2 separate regions of the Homo sapiens genome follow, and region 2 is linked to region 1. The links are chromatin contacts, found by Hi-C or POLR2A ChIA-PET in ENCODE. All regions are on one chromosome and are shown on one strand. The core of a region is the stretch at or near the end of the contact, and the rest is flanking DNA. Distances in the headings are between cores, read along the strand shown. Region 1 holds the start of RPL10 (ribosomal protein L10). Region 2 overlaps TKTL1 (transketolase like 1).

What was found. A loop is a pair of places that touch in the nucleus more often than their neighbours do. ChIA-PET counts read pairs that join two places held with the same protein, here RNA polymerase II (POLR2A). Pooled maps may share reads with other maps.
Region 2: a loop to region 1 is called in a pooled map, with 6 times the contacts of the local background. The contact joins the enhancer-like site here to the promoter of RPL10 in region 1. A Hi-C loop is called at or near these places in 3 of 50 pooled maps. POLR2A ChIA-PET finds 5 or more read pairs at or near these places in 5 of 52 experiments (CD8-positive, alpha-beta memory T cell, H1, PC-9 and 2 more).

The regions. Positions count from the first base shown.
Region 1 is chrX:154,393,372-154,400,353 of GRCh38, forward strand. It overlaps RPL10 (ribosomal protein L10), which reads left to right and starts at 5,006. Exons shown (of 7, transcript NM_006013.5): 1 at 5,006-5,023; 2 at 5,126-5,171; 3 at 5,967-6,025; 4 at 6,116-6,223; 5 at 6,432-6,570. The coding sequence starts at 5,149. It overlaps LOC124905228 (a long non-coding RNA gene), which reads right to left and starts at 5,471. Exons shown (of 2, transcript XR_007068356.1): 1 at 4,214-5,471. SNORA70 (small nucleolar RNA, H/ACA box 70) reads left to right here and starts at 6,910; the gene lies at 6,910-6,982. RefSeq lists silencers at 4,049-4,228, 4,299-4,368 and enhancers at 4,371-4,916, 4,929-5,138, 5,461-6,006, 6,007-6,550, 6,551-6,982.
Region 2 is chrX:154,305,851-154,312,832 of GRCh38, forward strand. It overlaps TKTL1 (transketolase like 1), which reads left to right. Exons shown (of 13, transcript NM_012253.4): 3 at 3,495-3,592; 4 at 4,986-5,177; 5 at 5,261-5,388; 6 at 6,730-6,923. Among named protein-coding and RNA genes, the nearest start is that of TKTL1, 14 kb to the left of the region's middle. Within about 2 kb of position 2,686, at least 2 of the 41 ENCODE cell types and tissues checked have a DNase peak (open chromatin) inside an H3K27ac peak, as active enhancers do.

The sequences.
Region 1 (6,982 bases), core at 3,756-6,255:
TGGTGTGATCATAGCTCACGGCAGCCTTGATGTCCCAGACTCAAGTGATCCTCCCACCTCAGCTTCTGGAGTAACTAGGACTACAGGCATGTGCCACCACGCCAGCTAATTTTATTTTTTTGTAGAGACGAGGTCTCACCCTGTTGCCCAGGTTGGTCTCCTATTTCTGGCTTCAAGCGATCTGCCCGTCTCGGCCTCCCAAAGTGCTTGGATGACAGGCGTGAGCCACTGCCCTGCACCTGTGGATTTTTTGTGTGTATGGTTTTGCCCACCGTAACTGTCCCTGTGCTGCATTCCTATTCTGCTGACTGCTTCCGTCATTCAACAGGGTTTCTCAGCTCTTTGTCTGTGGCCCTGGAGACGTACAGTTGACTCCTGTGCTCCTGCAGAGGATTTCAGAGCTTGGATGCAACACATTTGATCATTCCCACCCTGAGTGATGCAACCCCAGGGCTTCAGCTCCTGGTGTGCCACAAACCATGCCACGAAGGCCATGGCACGGAATGTGGCCTTAGCGAGAAGGGAGAATTGCTCTTGCTGAGGTTATCAAGGGGTAGGATTGCTGGGTTCAAGAACACTGATGTTTCATTTTCTTATGTTTGTTCTGTTCTTTTTTTTTTTTTTTTTTTGAAAGAGTCTCACTCTGTCACCCAGGCTGGAGTGTAGTGGCGCGATCTCGGCTCACTGCAACATTCACCTCCTGGGTTTAAGCAATTCTCCCATCTCAGCCTACCGAGTAGCTGGGACTAAAGGCGCACGCCAGCATGCCTGGCTAGTTTTTGCATTTTTAGTAGAGACGGGGTTTCACCGTGTTGGCCAGGCTGGTCTTGAACTCCGGACCTCAAGTGATCCCCCCGCCTCGGCCTCCCACAGTGCTGGGATGACAGGCGTGAGCCACCGCGCCTGGCTCCTTTCCCATTTTCTAAGGGACAGTCAGTCTCCTCCATACCATTTGTCACACAGCCTTTCCCCCATGATGGCACTGCCATACTCCCGCTAAATGCGCAGGCATCTGTGGTCTCCTCTGCACTTGTCCTTCCAGGGAACGATGCAGTGGGCTCCTTGCTTTGCATCTCGCCATACCTGGTGCACCTGCCAGCTCCCTTAGCAGGACCTTGCAGACAGTTTCAGTCATTCTTGGGCATTTTCTTCTCCATGTGAAGTTTCCCATCATCTTGTCCCGGACCATTAGACACCCACATCCCTGGCTTCCTGGGACTCTGGTGGCGTGATGGGAAGAGCCCACTTCTTAATATTGTTTTTTTCAAGAGGATCTCATTCTTAGTCCAGGTGGCAGGAATGGTTTCCCCTGCTGGCCTCAGCTCTGTTGGCAAGGGATACCTGCAGTCTGGGGCCTGGAGTTGGAGCGCTCCAGACACGGTCCCTTCCTTCCGGGAGTTTCTTTCTCGTGGGTGAGCCAGAAGCAAACACCTCATCCCACAGTTCTGAGGGCCTGGGTGGGGCCATCGTCCTGGTCCAGGTAAGAGACCATGGAGTCTGGCCAAGCACGTTGGCTCCTGCCTGTAATCCCCGCACTTTGGGTTAGGGTTAGGGCAGGAGGATCACTTGGCTCCAGCAGTTCAAGACCAGTCTGGGCAACCTAATAAGGCCCCATCTCTACAAAAGAAAAAAAAAATTATCCAGGCATGGTGGCGTGTGCCTGTAGTCCCAGCCGATTGGGAGGCTGAGGCAGGAGCATCTCTGGAGCCCAGGAGTTCGAGGCTGCAGTGAGTGTTGATCATGCCACTGCATTCCAGTCTGGGCAACGGAGCAAGACCCTGTCTCAATTAAAAAAAAAAAAAAGCCGGGCGTGGTGGCTCACACCTGTAATTCCAGCACATTGGGAGGCTGAGGCGGGCAGATCACCTGAGGTCAGGAGTTTGAGACCAGCCTGACCACACGGAGAAACCCTGTCTCTACTAAAAATACAAAATAAGCCAGGCATGGTGGCACATGCCTGTGATCCCAGCTACTCGGGAGGCTGAGGCAGGAGAATTGCTTGAACCCGGGAGGCAGAGGTTGCACTGAGCTGAGATCGTGCCATGGCACTCCAGCCTGGGCAACAAGAGCGAAACTCCATCTCAGAAAAAAAAAAAAAAAAAAAAAAAAGACAGTGGAGTCCTAGATGGCGAGGGTAGCAATGGAGAAACCCACTTCAATTTCTTTGAGCCAACAGTTGGAAGGATTCCCGTGGGAAGGTCAGGAGGGAGAGGAGCCAACAGGTGGAACTCCGACAGTTCCCCCGTCCTCACCTTGTAGGGCTGCAAGATTCCTTGGTGCCTGTCTGGGCTCCAGGGCCCCCACCCACCCCTGCAGGCTTATGTGCGGATCAGCAAGAGGCACTCTGCTCTCGGGGCAGGTACTCGGCTGGAGGCGAGGACACGGGAGGGATTTCAGCCCTCTCGCTCCCCAGGAAGATGTCCTTGTGCAGAGAACAGCCTGCACGACCTACTAGGGCACCCAGGATTAGGCTGTATCCTCCGTCTGCCCAAACTGGCTACAGAAAGCTCATTTTAACGCCCACTAGAGAGTGAGGAGACTGTAGGTGCAATTTCTTTTTTCTTTTTTTTCTGAGACAGATGAGTCTTGCTCTGTGGTCCCAGGCTGGAGTGCAGTGGTGTGATCTTGGCTCACTCAAACCTCCACCTCCCAGGTTCAAGCCAGATTCTCCTGCCTCAGCCTCCCGAGTAGCTGAGATTACAGGCATGCGCCACCATGCCCAGCTAATTTTTTTATATTTTTAGTAGAGACGTGGTTTCACCCTGTTGGCCAGGCTGGTCTCCAACTCCTGACCTCAATTGATCCACCCACCTCAGCCTCCCAAAGTGCTGGGATTATAGGCGTGAGCCACTGCACCCGCCCTGTAGGCAGATTTTTTTTTTTTTTTCTGAGATAGTTTCTCTCTGTAGACTAGGCTGGAGTGCAGTGGCATGATCTCGGCTCACTGCAACCTCTGTCTTCCGGGCTCAAGCAATTCTCCTGCCTCAGCCTCCCAAGTAGCTAGTATTACAGGTGTGTGCCACCACACCCGGCTCATTTTTGTATTTTTAGTAGACAGGGTTTCACCATGTTGGCCAGGTTGGCCTTGAACTCCTGACCTCAGGTAATCCGCCCGCCTCGGCCTCCCAAAGCGCTCGGATTACAGGCGTGAGCCACAGCGCCCGGCCATACACGAATTTTTTTGAGACAGTCTTGCTCTGTCGCCCAGGCTGGAGTACAGTGGTGTGATCTCAGCTCACTGCAATCTCTGCGTCCTGAGCTCAAGCGATCCTCCCACCTCAGCTGGGATTAGAGTGTGCCGCCACGCCTGGCTAATTTTTAAATATATATATATATATATATTTTTTTTTTTTTTTTTTTTTTTCTGAGACGGAGTCTCGCTCTGTCACCCAGGCTGGAGTGCAATGGCGTGGTCTCGGCTCACTGCAACCTCCGCCTCCCGGGTTCAAGCGATTCTCCTGCCTCAGCCTCCGAAGCAGCTGGGATTACAGGCACCAGCCAGCATGCCCAGCTAATTTTTGTATTTTTAGTAGAGACGGGGTTTCACCATGTTGGCCAGGCTGGTCTCGATCTGCTGACCTCATGATCCGCCCGCCTCGGCCTCCCAAAGTGCTGGAATTACAGGCGTGAGCCACTGCGCCCAGCCAATTTTTAGTTTTTAATTTTTGTAGAGGCGGTTTTTCGCCATGTTGTCCAGGTCTCAAATTCCTGGGCTCAAGTGATCCGCCCACCTCCGCCCCTCAAAGTGCTGAGATCACAGGCGTGAGCCACGGCACTCCGCCGCAATTCCTGACTTGTACTGCCCCAGTGGTGTTACAGCCTCGAACCCAGTTTCCAGACCTAAGTCACCGCCGGCATCCAGAGTCCCATGATGGAAAGGGAGGCTAGGTTCCCCTGGGAAGGACCTTGCACCACTGCTGCAAGTGCACCCCAGAAATCGTCCCAAGCTTTTCTCAAAGGGACCTGCAGCCATTTATAAAAGCGACATATCATCCTGGAAAACAGGTGCGCTCGAGCAGGATTTCCTCCCGTCCTTCCTGTCAAAGGACGGGAAGACTTTGTTACCCCACCGCGCCCCACCTGCAGAATGGTGGACAGATACCTCCAGATGCCACTTCCCCCAGGACGCCCGCCTGCTCTGCGCACCTCTCCCCGGATGCTGCCCCGTGGGCGGGTGGGGGCGGCCCTGCTTCCCCACGACCCCCAGACGCACCCGGAGGGACTCTTGAGCACAGTGGAGTGGGAAGGGCGAGGTGGGGCGGTGCCCAGGCGAGAGCGGCTCATGGGAGGCGGCGCCCGAGACGCAGCTGGTCGGGACGGTGCGGGTCAGGGTGGGCGGAGCGGGGCTAGAGATGCCCCGGGGTTTCCCAGGCCATGAGTCTCCGTGGAGATTTCTCCTCGACCTCTTCCCCGCGGCAATGTGCGAACCCTGGGTCTCCAGGAAACGGGGATACGGGGCATGGCTCCCAGCAAGGCCTGGTCCAGCCTCTCCGGTAGGGGAATGGGTCTCCCCCTCCGGCCTCCCGGGTTGACAAAGGAACGCGGGCCCAGATCCCCGTATGGCGCTTCACCGCCGGGGCCTCTAGCCTAGAAGGAGGCACGGAGCGCGTGTCCGAGACCCGTGCAAGCTCAGGGACACTCTCGCGGTCGCCGGGAGGCCCACCTAGGGTACTTTCCTTTTTTCCACTCTCAGAAATATACGTCTGTCACAGTTAACGGCAAAGCCTAGGGCAAGAGTTCTACGCCCAAGATGGCCAGCCGGAAGCGGGCTTCTCGCGACCATGTGGCGAAGCCCCATTCGTCAGCTGGCCGCCCGCGGCCCTGGTACCCGGTCACCTCTCTGATCTGCGCATGTGCTGGGCTACGCCCGGGCGCAAGCGCCAAGAGCGGCTGCGTCTATGGTCATGACGTCTGACAGAGCGTCCACCCGTCTTCGACAGGACTCTATGGTTCTTACGCGCGCAGACAGACCGCCTATATAAGCCATGCGCAGGCGGAGGAGCGCCTCTTTCCCTTCGGTGTGGTGAGTAAGCGCAGTTGTCGTCTCTTGCGGTGCCGTTGCTGGTTCTCACACCTTTTAGGTCTGTTCTCGTCTTCCGTTCCGACTCTCTCTTTTTCGTTGCAGCCACTGAAGATCCTGGTGTCGCCATGGGCCGCCGCCCCGCCCGTTGGTGAGTCTTGAATCCGTGTACTTTCACTGCTGGGAAACGGGCGGGGAAAGAAGTGCCTATGGCCGCTGAAAACAATTGTGGGGTGGAGCCTCCCCCGTGCGGCGGCCCTGTCTTGGGAACTGACCCTATGTTTTACACCTCCCGGCTATTTTTTAGTCTGCAATATTACTGTCTGTTCCTTCGTTCCCGTGTCGGTGTGGAAGCGACGGTTCCCTCGTATCTCTGCCTGTGTCCTGCAAGCTCACCGCATTTTCGGGCGCTAGATACGCTCTTGGGGCCTTTGTGTGCGTTCTCTGTCTTATTTCCGGGCGACGTGCCGCGTGCGTTGTCGGACGTGAAGGGCAGTCCGGGAAAAACGGGTGCGGCCGCCTCCTGTGTCCTACAGGGGGCGCCAGACGCATTTCCACTCGGCTTGGAGGTGGATTTAGTGCCACGTGCCCGAAAGTCTTAAATTGGGTGACCTGAGCTGTGCAATGATAATGCGGCGATTTTGTAGTACGCAGTGTCTTGAAGAGAGAATTTTTAACTAGGAAAGTTTGTTGCAAAGTGTTTATAGGAAGCGTAAGACAAAGTAACGGAAGATGGTGTCTGTTGTTTCTAGTCTTGGGTGTTGTCTGTGTTGCAGCAGCCAACTGTTGCTTTGTAGTTTATTTCCCCGAATGGAAACGGTTTAGAAGTGGACGTGCATTCCCCACCCTTTTCCCGTCCCTCGTTTGGGTTGTTCCTTGAGGGGCAAAGTGCCTGTTGGGCTTTCTGTGAACCTCACCTAACCTGTGTTTTTTCACTCCCCTGCAGTTACCGGTATTGTAAGAACAAGCCGTACCCAAAGTCTCGCTTCTGCCGAGGTGTCCCTGGTAAGTAGTGGAAGAGCCCCTGCACTGGTTGGCTCTGCGGACTCCGCGTCCGTCTGTGACACCCCCTGCACACTTACCCAATCCTTTTAGATGCCAAGATTCGCATTTTTGACCTGGGGCGGAAAAAGGCAAAAGTGGATGAGTTTCCGCTTTGTGGCCACATGGTGTCAGATGAATATGAGCAGCTGTCCTCTGAAGGTAAGGCAGGATTCTTTGTTCGTCACCCCCCAGTCCTTCCTCCGTGCTCCCTCAACCCCACCCACATACACTGCACTGGAATTGGGAGTTGATGAAACATGAGCCTTACAAAACTCAGCCAACACAGTTCCCCTGAGCTGGAGATAGTCGTGGTGAATGTTTCTCTATTATCTTCTCTCACTTTGCTGCTTTTCTTCTCCCTACCTAGCCCTGGAGGCTGCCCGAATTTGTGCCAATAAGTACATGGTAAAAAGTTGTGGCAAAGATGGCTTCCATATCCGGGTGCGGCTCCACCCCTTCCACGTCATCCGCATCAACAAGATGTTGTCCTGTGCTGGGGCTGACAGGTGAGCTTGGTCTGGGCCTTTTAAGGCAGTTGGAGTCTCTACATTATTAGGCTTGCATTATTTTATCAGAGCATAGAGGTGGCCCCAGTGACTCAGCCACTATGGCTACTAGAAAAGCCAGGCTGGCAAGTGACTTTCAGTGGTCACTCAGGACCCCTTCCTGCAGATACAAACAAAGCATGAGTAAGTCTTAGCAAGCTCTTCCCCACAGGTTAGGGGAAACACTGGTGATGGGAGTAGCTCTTCTTGCTTTTAGCTGAATGACAACCATCTTGCCAGCAGGTAGCTGAAGCTGGCAGAGGAGCCCAGTGGCGCCTTTTCAGTGGTTCTTGGGATGCTCCGCAGCCAATTAAGCCGACTGAGTTCCTTTCCTCATGGGGACCCAGTGTGCGATGGCTGCACACAGCAGCTT
Region 2 (6,982 bases), core at 1,436-3,935, 90 kb before region 1:
AAACTGATGGGCACTTCTCATGAGATTGGGCAAAATACCAGCCACTTCATGAAGTATCATGGGTGATAGGAAAGAAAAAGAACCTTAAAAACAAGGTCAGTTTGAGAATGTGTGGCTGGTTTGATGCCATCTCAAAGTACACTGTGTCCCGAAGCAAATTAAAACCTGGCTAGGGGCCGGGTGCAGTGGCTCACGCCTGTACTCCCAGCACTTTGGGAGACTGAGGTGGGTGGATCACTGGAGGCCAGGAGTCCGAGACCAGCCTGGTCAACATAGCAAAACTCCGTCTCCACTTAAAAAAAAAAAAAATTAGCTAGGCATGGTAGCACATGCCTCTAATCCCAGCTTTTCGGGAGGCTGAGGCACAAGAATTGTTTGAAGCTGGGAGGCAGAGGTTACAGTGAGCCGAGATCGTGCCACTGCACTCCAGCCTGGGCGATAGAGCAAGACTCCATCTCAAAAGAAAAATCTGGCTGGGTAGAGTACTGTGTCCAAATAGAAATGCCAGATTAGCACAGTGGGAAGTGAAGACAAAAACTGGGCATAGCTGAAGTAAGTGCCTAAAGGTCATAATTGTGACCCTTGTCTTGGTGTCTGAACCATAACATCAAATGGTTTGGCAAAAAATAAATAGAATTTACATGTGTACGCGCATGTGTGGAGAGAGGGATGAAGTAAATGCCTTCCATTGCTTTCAGTTGGTTATTGGAGGTAAGCAGTATACAGGAAGGAAATCATTGTGCTAGGCTTTAAACATGTCTATAAACTTGAACTTTTTTTACATCTTTTTTTGTTCTTTTTTTGGGGAGGTAGAGTCTCGCTCTTGCCCAGGCTTGAGTGCAGTGGCTCGGTCTCAGCTCAATGCACCCCTGACCTCCTGGCCTCAAGCGATCTTCCCATTTCAGCCTCTTGAGTAGATGGCATTACAGGCATGTGCCACTACGACCGGCTAATTTTTGTATTTTTTGTAGAGACATGGTCTCACTATGTTGCCCAGGCTGGCCTCAAACTCCTGGGCCCAAGCGCCCACCTCTGCCTCCCAAAGTGCTGGGATTACAGGCAACAAGCCACCGCTTCCAGCCCTCTTTACAATGAAAATTGAAAAAAAAATAGATATATAAACGCAATATGGGTGTTTAGATTTCTGGTTTAAAATAAGGAAAGGCTGGGTACAGTGGCTCACACCAGTGCTTTGGGGGCTCCAGCAGGAGGATCTCTTGAGACCAGCCTGGGCAACATAGCAAGACCCCAGTGTCTACAAAAAATACGAAAATTAGCTGGGCGTGGTGGTGCGTGCCTGCAGCTACTCAGGAGGCTAAGGTGGGAGGATCACTTGAGCCTTGGGAGATAGAGCAAGACCCTGTCTCAAAAAAAAAGAAAAATCTAGACTGTCATATAACAGCTGCTATCAGAGCCATTGGCCTTAGGGGATGAAGAGGCTTTCTATCGGGCAGCAGCACACCAGGCCCTGTTCGGCTGCCAGAATTTGTGTGTTCATCAGATTTAGCTGGCTGATGAAATTGGAACAAAAGAGAAAACACATGAAGCATAGTCCATTGTGGTTTGCCTGGGAACGGGGTAAACAGCTATACTCCAGGCAGAGCAGATCTTTATTCTAGCCTTTCACCTCCCTGAATCGTCTGCCCCGCAGCATAAGGGTTCTTGAGAAAGACAGCACCCATGTGGGAGCACTTCTGCCATAACGGGCATCATACTGATGCCTCACCATTTTCTCAATCTATCCTCACTTTATCCTTGACCTCCTGTCACCTAAGGGGGCTCTGGTCTCCATTGCACCCATAAAGTCTTTGAGATGGGCCCACTGGCCTCACACTTCACAGCCAGAGGGAAGCAGAGTTGGTCTGACTGCTGAGCCCAGGCTCGGTCCATTATGTTATAGGACTTCCAAGGGCATGCAAGGCGACTGGGAGCCAGAGCTTGTTACGTGAGTGTGGTGGGTGCCATAGGGAGGGAGATGTGGCTAGAGGCATAGTCAAAAGAGACTTGAGTTGAGTGGGGCAGTTCTGCTGGGCTGGAAATGCAGAACCAAAAGGGAGTCTCTGGGGGGCACAAAGCATGCAGAGAATTCCGGGGAAGGTCAAGAGCAACCAGAGAGTAGCAGAGGGTAGGAAGCAAGAAGCAGGAGATCAGAGAATCGTAAATACCATCCATCCATCTACAGTAGTGATGACCTCGCTCATCTCTGCTCGAATGGCGCTGACGTTTGAGCAGAGGAGGGTGACAGGCAGGAAACAAACTTTTAAGTCAATAGATGGAGTGTCAGGTGGGGCCAAGCATCTGGAATCAAGTAAAAGTGGAGGAGGTAGGAGGCACTGGTTGAAAAAGAGTGGTCCAGAAAGACCTCAGTGCTGACGCTTGAGCAGGGATTTGGAAGAGGCAGGAGAGTGAGCTGTGCCCACATCCACGCACAAGCACTCCGGTAGTGGGTGCCATGAGTGCTAAGGCCCTGAGGCAGGTGTATGCCCACTGTGTTCAAGGAGCAGCAAGGAGGCCAGGGTGCCAGAGCAGTGGAAGGGAGAAATGGAGGTGATGGGGGCTGGGGTGGGCAGACAGGTGCAAACAGTTGAGCTCTACTTGGTGGGAGGTCGGAAGACCTTAGAAAGTTGAGCGATGTGATCAGTCAACTTCAGTTTTAACAGGCTCCCCCTTGTGGCTAGATTGAGAATGGCTGTGGGGGAGGCTGGGAGGCCACTGCAGTGACAGAGGCAAGGGATGTTTAAGACCAGGTCGAAATGGTGGCTGCAGAAGCTGTTGGGTAAATTCAGTATGCTTGCAAGTTGGGCCTCTCCAGTCAGTGCAGCAGCTCTTTGGCATGACCTTGTGGCCCACAGAGGGCCACATTTTCTGCTTGGGATAGTGATGACCCTGTGCCTGCAAACAGGATGTTGGGGGTGGGGTAGATGCTAGTAGAAAGGGATTCATTTCTAGCGTGGGCACTTCTAGATGAGCACGTGTAAGATCTCAGTTGACCTGAGTTTTATAAACCAGGGAACCAGAGTATTCTCTTTCTGGTTTCTGTTTTAAGAATCCATATCCTCCATAGGATTGAACATGTGATTTGTGCATGACCGGGAAGGGCCATGGGAAAATGTCAAGAATCATACTTTACGTTTTCTGCTTTGTACTTGGGCTCCCCGTCTCTATTCCCAAAGCTCCAGCCACCCTTGCCATACTGTATGGATTACCTATGACTCCCTGGGCAGGGACAGTGGATGTCTTCGTCACCTTAGTCACCTGAGTTTCCAGCCCAGGCTGAGCCCTGGGCTTGACCCATTTTCCACTTGTAACGTTGATCGGAAGCTTGGGGTGCATATGGGTGTGGGGAAGAGGAATTCACCCAGCAGGGCGGGAGGGGCTGTTCGGATGGGACGCTGCTACAGAGCTGACAGGAGCAGCCTGCACTCAGTGCGTGAGTCCACCTGATACCATGTCCTGCAGCTGCGTCTGGGCTCACTGGGTCCCTTCTCTTACAGAGACTGTCGTTTGTGGATGTGGCAACAGGATGGCTCGGACAAGGACTGGGAGTTGCATGTGGAATGGCATATACTGGCAAGTACTTCGACAGGGCCAGGTGAGGTTCTTCCCCAGAAGCCATTTAACTGCCCTACATCTACATCCCCTTCCTAGAGTCTCGGGGGGCAGCCACCTATCTCCGTGATGTGGAGAGCCCTGAAGGGCCAGTCCCCATCACATCCCGTGGTGACCCCTCTGGAAGGCCTTCCCTGTGCCTTTTCCCCACCTCGGGCGGCTGCCCCACTTTCTCTCCCACAGGTCTGTTGAAAGGTTTCAGCTGCTGTTGCCTTTCCATTCTTATCCTAGGGTTGATAGCTTTTTTAAAACTTCCAGCACTTTAGTGGGGTCTGGGATGTGTGGTTTGTTTTTGAGACTGAGTCTCACTCTGTGGCCAGGCTGGAGTGCAGTGGCATGATCTCGGCTCACTGCAACCTCTGCCTCCCAGTTTCAAGTGATTCTCCTGCCTCAGCCTCCTGAGTAGCTGGGATTACAGGCATGCACCACCATGCCCAGCTAATTTTTGTATTTTTGGTAGAGATGGGGTTTCGCCATGTTGGCCAGGCTGGTTTCAAACTCCTGACCTCAGGTGATCCACCTGCCTTGGCCTCCCAAAGTGCTGGGATTACAGATGTGAGCCACTGTGCCTGGCCAGATGTGTTTTCTTGATGCGAACACTCACGTCGTTGGTTGTGGAGGAATTTACTTCACAGCAGAACACGTTTCCAAGGTGGGGTGTTTTGATTGTTGTGATTATTGTAAATAAGTTGTAAGAACAGAACTAGCAGGTGGCGGCGGGAGGCGGTGGCTCACGCCTGTAATCCCAGCACTTTGGGAGGCCGAGGTGGGCGGATCGCCTGAGGTCAGGAGTTCGAGACCAGCCTGGCCAACATGGCGAAACCGCCTCTCTACTAAAAAATACAAAAACTAGCTGGGCATGGTGGCGTGGGCCTGTAGGCAGGAGAATTGCTTGAACCCGGGAGGTGGAGGTTGCAGTGAGCCAAGATCACGCCACTGCACTCCAGCCTGGGTGATGGAAACTCTGCCTCAAACAAACAAACAAAAAAATTAGAAGGTGGCAATGCTTTAAAAGGGAACTTACCAGAAAAATGAATGTGTAAATGTTTGGGGAACTTAAGGATGCTGCTTTCTTCCCCTTCCCCTCTGGCCCTGTTTGCTTATTGATAAGGAAATGTGGCAGAAGAACCTAAAAGTTGCTTTACAGCTAGAACAGAAAACTAGCCAGAGGTAAAGCCTGCTTGTGAGCCCCCAGGCTTTTCAAGCTCGGCTTTCTTAGCTGCTGGGCTGGGGCAGAGTTGATGAGGGAGATTGTGGGAAGCGAATGGTCTGGAGCAGCAGCTCCAGTTGCGTCCGTTTCTCCTCCTGAAATGCATTTGTTTGGTTGGCCCAGATGATCCCCCACAGGGTCCTAAACCTCTCTTGTCTTGCTCCAGCTACCGGGTGTTCTGCCTCATGAGTGATGGCGAGTCCTCAGAAGGCTCTGTCTGGGAGGCAATGGCCTTTGCTTCCTACTACAGTCTGGACAATCTTGTGGCAATCTTTGATGTGAACCGCCTGGGACACAGTGGTGCATTGCCCGCCGAGCACTGCATAAACATCTATCAGAGGCGCTGCGAAGCCTTTGGGTAACTGTATTCTCTTGTGCTTGATTTCCATTCTGTCCTGCCCCCTTCATCTCTTGTAACCCAGCCTGCTCCTCTGTTGGCAGGTGGAACACTTATGTGGTGGACGGCCGGGACGTGGAGGCACTGTGCCAGGTATTCTGGCAGGCTTCTCAGGTGAAGCACAAGCCCACTGCTGTGGTGGCCAAGACCTTCAAGGGCCGGGGCACCCCAAGTAAGCAAGCACTTTCCTCCTGCTCCTGGTTGTTAAAAGCATCTGTCCGCTCAGCAGCAGAGGCGGGAGAGGCTTAGAGGGGCCTAGGCAGATGACTCATTTAGTGAATAGCAGTTCTGCCTGGAGTATATGTTGGAGGCTCCTGCTCTCTTATTTTCACTAGCTAGTGTCTGCTTAGGATAGGAGATATCAAAAGCCCTAGCAGGTGAACAGTGATGTGCTGCCTGCACAAGGGAGTGGCTAGGAGTACAGCCCATCGGAGGACTGACAGGGAACAATCTCTACGGTTAGTAGAATCAGAAAGCGTGCTGTGTGTATGAGCAGGTGCAAGAAATAAGAGTGCATACCTACACACGTGCCTAGGCCCACACTCTTCTGGAAGAACCCTGGGAATTGGGGAAGACGGGAGCTTGGAATCACCAACTATCACATTTCAAGGCTGACAGCTGAAATTGTTTATCTCAGGTTTAACTCATCACAAAGAGTGCGGCTCCTGGATTTTTTTAAAAGACTATAGACATTTTAGAATAAAACTGTTCTGTGACTCCTACCGAAAATATAGTTTTACTCTGGTACCCTCCGTTCAGTAAATTATTTTACCAGTGTGCTCCTGGCAGGACCCTGGGTGTTGTCCTTGCCTCTGCCTCCCCCTCATATGCCCACACATAGACCCAGTCCCCTAGATTACATCTTGGACCCATTCACTCCTCCCCATCTCTACTACCATGACTGTTGCCACACCCATCATCTCTCCCAAAGTTCCAGCTGGCCTCCCTCCACACCAGTCTCTACACTGCTGCCACAGTGATCTTTCTACAGTGGATCTGATCAGTCACTTTCCCCACTCCAAACCCTTCAATGGTTTCCAATCTTGCTTTGGATAAAACTCAAACTTCTCATACCCACAAGACCCACCCTCCATGGTCTGCCCTACCTGTCTCTCCAGCCTTATTCTCATTCTCCCTTCCACTCACCAGTGGCCCTCAGGGGCATAGCTAGGTGCAATGGCTTGCACCTGTAATCCCAGCTACTTAGGAGGCGGAGGCGGGAGGATCACTCGAGCCCGAGGAGTTGGAAGCTGTGGTGAGTTATGATCACCCACTGCACTCCAGCTTGGGGAGGAGTCATAGCGTGAGACCCCTGTCTCAAAACAAAAAGCCTCAGGGCCTTTGTCCAAGCTGTTCTCTCTGGCTGCAGCAGCGTCCCAGGCCCTCTGTGCCAGGTGTTCCTCCTGTGAGTCCTAGGGTGACATCTTTTTCATCGGGGTCTGTTTTTCAGGTGACCTCATAGGCACTCACTAAATATTTATGGAATGGATGTCTTTTGTTTGTTTCATTACAGGTATTGAGGATGCAGAAAGTTGGCATGCAAAGCCAATGCCGAGAGAAAGAGCAGATGCCATTATCAAATTAATTGAGAGCCAGATACAGACCAGCAGGAATCTTGACCCACAGCCCCCCATTGAGGACTCACCTGAAGTCAACATCACAGATGTAAGGATGACCTCTCCACCTGATTACAGAGTTGGTGACAAGGTAGGCAGAAAGGTGGATAATTGAATAAATCAGATACGTCAACTGCTTTGTTCTCTAAT